Linked DNA regions of Homo sapiens: region 1 is linked to region 2. The links are chromatin contacts, found by Hi-C or POLR2A ChIA-PET in ENCODE. All regions are on one chromosome and are shown on one strand. Each heading gives the region's core, a stretch centred on a gene start or an enhancer-like site at or near the end of the contact. The rest is flanking DNA. Distances are from core to core; before and after follow the strand shown. Region 1 overlaps HMGA2 (high mobility group AT-hook 2). Region 2 has its middle 53 kb from the start of MSRB3-AS1.

Region 1 (3,569 bases), core at 128-2,627, 180 kb after region 2:
TAGAGAATGTGCAAGGTTACTTAGTAGAGAATGAGCTCATCTCTGCTTCTTCAGCTATTTTTAGAATCTGATTTTTTTTAAAAGTGGTTGGAGGAAAGAAATGAAACTGCATTCAACTAGACTGAACTTGGTCACCATTATCATGGGGATTGGTGAGGTTTTCTCTTTGTTGATGTCTTCAGTTTTCAACAAAATTGCTTCTTTGGAAGTTTTTGCTTTTTCTCCTAAACTGGTTATATAGGAATGTAGTAGGTACAGGTCATTCCATTATATAAATCTGTGTTTATAAATGATTTACTTAGCTGTTCCAGCCTGTTAGTTAAATATGTATTTAAGGCCTGTTTTTTCAAAAAAAAAATGTATATATAGAAAAAAAAATAGAAGCTCACAGAATGGATACTGAGTTGCTGAAAATTAGTCATTTGAATTTAAATCTTTTCAGGAGTTTTTGCATTAGGAATTTACACCATATACTCACTCTGAAACCATGGCATAAAAAGTATAATTAGTCACATCTATTAAAACAGTGAAAGAAAATATTTGGTAATTTTCTATTAGCCAATAAGTTACTTTGCATAAGGCAATTGTGAATACTCTTTCTCTTCCTAATCTTAATATGTACACAACTATACATTCAATATTTCTTTCAAGAAAACCAAATCCTACAACCCCAGAAAGAGATTCTAATTTGGTTGTTCTCCATTTCTCTTTATATCATTTATAAAGCACGCAAAACAATTTCTGGCCTCTGATTTTTGAAAACCATAAAATCATTTCACCACTTAAGCCCAAACTTTCTAAATCAAATTTTTACTCTAAGAACAAATACTTTCACCATTTATAAACCTTTCAAATTAAGGTTTTGAGTAGAGCTTTCCAGACAGCCTCCGGAAACCATACCCCATAGCAACACATGTCCCTAAAGCACATTATATTATGTGGTGCTCTACCATAGATGCCCAGTATTTGCCACAGAAGGAACAGAACTTGTCTTACCCCATGAGTAGGCCAATTGGTCAGTGGAGGAGTGACAGGTGAGCAGTCAGTGAGGTGCTGGAGGAGGGTGGATGTGGGGGGTGTGAAGGTTTAGGAGTAGAAAAAACTCACACTCGGGGCTCTGGGTTGCTGGGTGCTTTCTTTGCAGCCCTGGTTTGTGAAGTGATTTATGGGCCATACATCACCTTCCTGGTTGGCTTTGTTGACACCTTGTCACATTCTTGCTTGGGCTTGAGGAATTCATTGTTCTTGTTTGAACTGATAAGAACAAAAACAAAAATGAAGAAAGAAAAAAGAAAGGTTTTCTCACTGAGACCTTGGGAAAAGCTAAGGGGGTGGAATGTTGACGTGGAGCGGCAGGCTGCACTTTCCCAAGCAATGCAGCCCTGCGTCTGCTGGCTGCTGCAGCAGCAGGGAAGCTTTGCCTTTAGGAGTTCTGGCAGAAGCTTTATTTGCCCTGTGGAAGTAGTTTCCTGGCTTGGAGCTGTTCCTTTTTGCTAGAATGGTACTGTGCAGAGAGGCCTTAGGAGGGGTCAAGGAGAGAGGTTTTCCTTTGAGAACTGGGAGACATAATGGCTGAGAGGAGATTCCAATGGGAGGTAAAATGACCCCGGTCACTGGGAGAATGTAAAACACACGGTGACTTGATGTGAGCTGGTCTCTCCAAAGTTCATCCCGCTGTACAGCATGCATTTTGGGCATGGTGCCATGCTGACCTTTCCCCTTTAATGTGTAGTGCCCCATGCTTCACTTAGTATTTTGGCAGCCTGCACACAGAGGCTAGCATTTGAGCCCAGTGCTTTGAAGAGAGCAAAAAAGTTTCAGAATGAGAACTCTTCAAGTCACTGGTTATACATAGGGTATTATCTCCCACGTCAATGGAGCAATGGATGACCTGCCTGGTTTTTTTTTTAGGCCTCTTCCCTTTTGTCTTTGCTTCAAAAAAAAAATTAATAGATTAAATTATTTGTCATCCAAGAGAAGTAAACAGGTCAGATCCTATGTTCCATATCATGGGATTGTAAACGCTCATATTTCCTTTTGTGAAAATTTTTTCTTTAAGAGCAGCCAAGCATGAACATACTGCATTCACTAATATTCTCTGTCATCATGCTACTGTTGATTGAAAGGAGAAGAACCTACTTGCACCCCAGCCAAGGGTGAGGTGTCCTGGGGAGTGTTCACACTTTTGTGTTATACTGTTAACAAGTTCATGTGTAATGTAATAATAAATCATTTTACCTGGAAGCGCCATTCACACATCCCCACTATGAACCCCATTTTGAACTGGAGCCATAGAAAACTGTTTTTAAGCTTCTTAAAATGGTTCTCTGCAACAACGTTTCTTGTAGAATGAGGATGCATAAACTTGTTATAACATACTTGACTTTCCAAGTGGTCCCTGTAAACAAGGGATGCTTGAAGAACTGCCAAGCTAGGTAGCCAGAGATTGGGATTGAAGAGCTGACATTGTTCTAACACTGAATGCAAATGGAAATGACCTAATACATGTGTAATAGTAAAGCTAATAAACGTGTAACTGTATAGCAATTGCAGGATTAAAATAAGAAGCAAATTTTGGAAAGCGCACACTTTTTCTTTTGGGTCATCTACCTTGCTATGAAGTGATATTTTGAATAACATTTAAATATCTAAATATGTGTATTGCCATTAATATTGACATCAAAGTTTCAACACATATCTGTTTTAAAAAATCTACAAGCCCAGTTTCCCCAGTTTCTTTATAACTCTGATGAGCCTGCTAGTTCTGCCTTTGCTTTTTTCCCAACTTGGAATCTACTCTGGTTTCCAGAATTAGGTTTATTGACAGTGTTTCACTGCTCTCTGCTGGAGAAGCCCAAAGCCAAGCCAGGCATCTAAGGCTCTAATGACTTGCAAGGAATGCAGGTGAGATGGCTCAGCTGATAAACTCCCGGCCTCTGAAATTAAACTCAACACAAGACTTATTCATACTAGTCGAAGATCACAGTTTACAAGCTATGCTGTACAGGCTAGAAATGGGTTTCTCAGAGAGTAGTATAGGTAAGATAGAAAGTGTAATACTGCCTAAGCTCCAATTTCTTGCTTCGAATGTTGTCCTTTGTAAAGATATCCTATATAATGTTGCACAGAAACTGTGCAGTTTCTCAAGTCAATTTTCATCCTTCCATTTTTGACACATAGGTATAAACTTAATTCTGGTATGTACATCTGAGACAGTAATCAACCATTCCCCTGAAAGAAAAAAAATAAAGACTTTTTTTTATTTTTGAGACAGTGTCTAGCTCTGTCGCCCAGGCGGGAGTGCAGTGGCATGATCACGGCTCACTGCTGCCTTGATTTCCCAGGCTCTGGTGGTCCTCCCTTCTCAGCCTCCCAAGTAGCTGGGACTACAGGCATGTGCCACCATACCAGCTATTTTTTTTTTTTTTTTGGTAGTGATGGGGCTTCGCCATGTTGCCCAGGCTGGTCTCGAATTCCTGGGCTCAAGCAATCCACCCACCTTGGCCCCCGCAAAGTGCTGGGATTACAGGTGTGAGCCACCATGCCTGGCAATAAAGCACTTTTAACTA
Region 2 (3,679 bases), core at 1,018-3,517:
TCTTCAGAGCCAACAGCGTAGCATCTTGTTTCATTGCCTTTTCTTCTGTCTCTCGTCAAATCTCCCTCTATTTATTTATTTGTTTTGATAGAGTCTTGCTCTGTCACCCAGGCTGGGGTGCAGTGGCACAATCTTAGATCACTGCAAACTCCGCCTCCCAGGTTCAATCAATTCTTCTGCCTCAGCCTCCCTAGCAGCTGGAATTACAGGCATGCACCACCACGCCAGGCTAATTTTTGGTATATTTTTTGTATTTTTAGTAGAGACAGCGTTTTACCATGTTGGCCAGGCTGGTCTCAAACTCCTGACCTCAGAAGATCCACCCACCTCGGCCTCCCAAAGGACTGGGATTACAGATGTGAACCACTGCCCCCAGCCAAATCTCCCTTTTAAAAGAATATTTGTGATTTCATTTAGGGCCCATCAGGATAATCCAGGATAACCTCCCCATCTCAAGAAACTAAACTTAATCCCATCTGCAAAGTTCTTTTTATCATACAAGGTAACTTTCACAGGTTCCAGGGATCAAGACCCAGGTCACTTGTTGGGGGTTATTATTCAACCTACCACAGTGATAAACACATGACTTAAATAGCAGGCTGGTGGCTTGAAGTTCTAGTTTTAAACTGGGAATAAGATAGAGGTAATTACACTAATAATTGCCAACTTTCTAAAATCTGAATGCCTGAGAAATACAGATAAGTAAAGCAAAAAGCAGTTATGACTACCTTTTTGATAACCTTAAGTCATCACATATCCACTTCCTTATCTTGAAAATAGAAAAACAGACACCAGGTATCTCTTCTATTATTCCTAATGTCAAAATAGAAATATTTGCAACAGGCTTGCCGTCGCCAGTTGTAATCACTAATATAATTGAGGATGCAACCATTTCTTCCTCTTTTTTGTTCTCCAAGATCAGAAATCTCTATAAGATTACTATTTGGGCTTTCACAATCCACTATTTATATCGTTCTCAGTAGTAGATGGGGAGGATGAAAGGACAGGCAGGTCCAATTTCCCTTCCTCTTTAACTTGAATATATGATAGTTTTACTTATTTGTCACTCACTCCCATTTTAAAACATTTTTATTAAATGTGGGTGATAGACTGTACTTAAAACTTTGCTTTTCATTTCAGCCTCTGCTATGTAAATCAAATTAATGATGGACCCAGTTAGCTGAATAGTTAGAAGAAAACAGATTTTGTGGAACATTCAAAAATTTCTTGCTTTTTGCAAACAGTGCAGAAGAATGATTAACAATAAACACTGTTGCATACTCCATAAACTCAGTATGTACTTGATTTGGTAAGTTGGCCCTACCAACTATTCTTGATTCATGCTCATGAATGCTGAGAGATTTAACTTTCCTCAGTCTGGTTTATAACTCCTCAGGGAAAAAACTTAGACAGTTATTGCTATATGTTGAAAACTACAATTGGAGCCTTCATTATCTGCCGCCCACCCCCAACCACAACTTAATAATATGTAAAAGAGATGGATCTTTGAGCAAAAGATTTCTAAGAACTTTCTAAACTGTAAGTTTTATGATTATCTGTTTTCATGTTTGTTGACAAAAACAAAACAAAACAAGAGAAGAGAAACAATGATGAACACACATTTCTTCTTTGTGTGTGAACCACTTGCCTTTGTTTTGGCTTGGAATGGTCACTCTTGATGACAGATCCAGCCTCATATGTCACATTCTTGCCACTGTCTCTACACTTTCCATTGAGATTGTCATTGACAGAGTGACATACCTGGGAACCGCACCAGTTCCCAGAACCATAATTCTAAATTCTGCCAGACCATCCTGCAGTCTCTAAATTCCAATGGACGTTTTGTAAGGTGAGAAACCCTCTCTCCTTGAGATTTGTTTACTTTGCAGTTAGTGATGGTAAGGGAGTCCTTTGCAAACCATTTGCTTGGAATTTAAATGTATAGTATTGCTGACAGAGTGCTGAAAATTCATCACATGGTGTACTTAGCATTTTCTTTCTCTAAGGGTATGGAATGGGGGTGTCCCTTCCCTGCTGTCCCTCCCAGTTATTCTGGCTATGAGCAGAGTATCCCTATGATGACTCAGCCCAAGCCCTGCCATCCTCTGCTGCCATCCAGAAACTGGCTCACAAGGGCTCCCTCACCACGGGTTTGTTTGGAGGGCTCACTTCCAAAACAAAGATTAAAATGCCTTTTCTCTTTAATAGTCTCACTGAACACTATTGCTTGTTAATGTTCAGACACTAATAGCACTGGAAAGAGTCGTTCCTTGTGTCAACTCATCAAGTAGTCTAAACAAGCCTGTTGGAGGCTGGCCAGTTCTGGCCAGTCATTGACCACAGACATGATCTAGAAGGCTATTACAACTTGTGGAAGTGAGAGGTAGCTCTGCTTCCTGTCTAGCCCACTTCCCAGGGATTCTCCCCAGAACCACTGGACTTTGAGGCCAGTGGGGGTTGATACTCAGCTATAGACTTCAGATATACCTTATTTTTTAGCACGAAAATTGAGATGTGTGTAAAAGCTTCAGAAAGGCCAGAAAGAAGAGGATTATCTGAAGTGATGCTTGGCAGCTGGAAGTTTATAATTTAGTTCTGTGGTTAGAGAGTACTGATAGTTTTTGTCTTACTTGTGTTTTTGATGAATGGGTGGATTTGTGAGAGTTCTCTTTTTTGGATGATTGTGGTGCTTGTTCAGGGATATATCTCTGGTCTTCTTTGGATTTGCCATGTTTATCCCAGCCATATACTTCCTCTACAAAAAGAGCTTTATGATTATTTCACATCAATAAGATGTGTGAAGATAGGTGAAGAAAAATCTTCAAATATGCCCTTCTTGCAGTAGCAAAGAACAAATGAAAAGAAAGTAAAAGATTATATTGGGAAATGTTTGCCATGTTGTGTTTGCTTTCTAACCCTGGAGTATTCCTCAGGGCAGGGGAAAATGTGGTTATACATGTTACATTGCATCTGAGATCTAATTCTTGCCTCATTATTTATTTATAAACCTTTTATTAATCATTGACTCTGTGCCAGGAACCATGCTAGATGCCAGAGATTCAAAGATGAAACAACCTGGTCCTTCCCTCTCTGGAGTACACACACTTGAAATGAAACAATTGCTGTCTATGATGGAGGGATGTAGACAGTATGAAACAGAACACCTAGGAGAGCCTGGGATGACTTGATTAAGAAGTTTCTATTTGAACTGAAACTTGAAGGACTATGGGGATTTGTTGGACAAAAAAAATCAAGAGAATGGAAAAAGGGTGAGTGAGGCCGCAGCCAGAGCTACAGAGGCACTAGAGCAGGGGTGGGCATGGAGACCAAGGGAAATCCAGGTCCTCTCCTCTCCTGGGCAGAGGCTTGGAGGGAGACAAGACTAGATAGACAAGCAGGATCCAAGTCATTCAGTGCTTTGTAAATCACATTTAGATTTTACTCTTCATCTAATGGTAGATGACTGAAAAGTTCCAAACAGCAGTGACATGATCAGATTTGCAGGTGAATAAAAAATCACAATGAATGTATATACAATGGGATCCACTTGTCATCTGGCATCTGGTCATTATAGCTGATCAGGACATAGAGAAAAAACTATCTTTCTCTCCATCTGTCTTTCTTTCTCTATCGTGATCCATAATGGATTTAAGAAGGTTTTCAAATCTTACTTCCAGGT

Evidence for each region. A loop is a pair of places that touch in the nucleus more often than their neighbours do. ChIA-PET counts read pairs that join two places held with the same protein, here RNA polymerase II (POLR2A). Pooled maps may share reads with other maps.
Region 1: a loop to region 2 is called in a map of endothelial cell of umbilical vein, with 3 times the contacts of the local background. The contact joins two enhancer-like sites. A Hi-C loop is called at or near these places in 3 of 168 maps with a recorded cell type or tissue (Caco-2, PC-9 and endothelial cell of umbilical vein) and 2 of 50 pooled maps. POLR2A ChIA-PET finds 5 or more read pairs at or near these places in 1 of 52 experiments (WTC11).

Annotation. Positions count from the first base shown.
Region 1 is chr12:65,875,879-65,879,447 of GRCh38, forward strand. The region is part of intron 3 of HMGA2 (high mobility group AT-hook 2); the gene reads left to right. The region is part of intron 1 of HMGA2-AS1 (HMGA2 antisense RNA 1); the gene reads right to left. Among named protein-coding and RNA genes, the nearest start is that of HMGA2-AS1, 4.7 kb to the right of the region's middle. Within about 2 kb of position 1,378, at least 5 of the 41 ENCODE cell types and tissues checked have a DNase peak (open chromatin) inside an H3K27ac peak, as active enhancers do; they include endothelial cell of umbilical vein, where a contact is called at or near this core.
Region 2 is chr12:65,693,429-65,697,107 of GRCh38, forward strand. No RefSeq gene overlaps it. Among named protein-coding and RNA genes, the nearest start is that of MSRB3-AS1, 53 kb to the left of the region's middle. Within about 2 kb of position 2,268, at least 5 of the 41 ENCODE cell types and tissues checked have a DNase peak (open chromatin) inside an H3K27ac peak, as active enhancers do; they include endothelial cell of umbilical vein, where a contact is called at or near this core.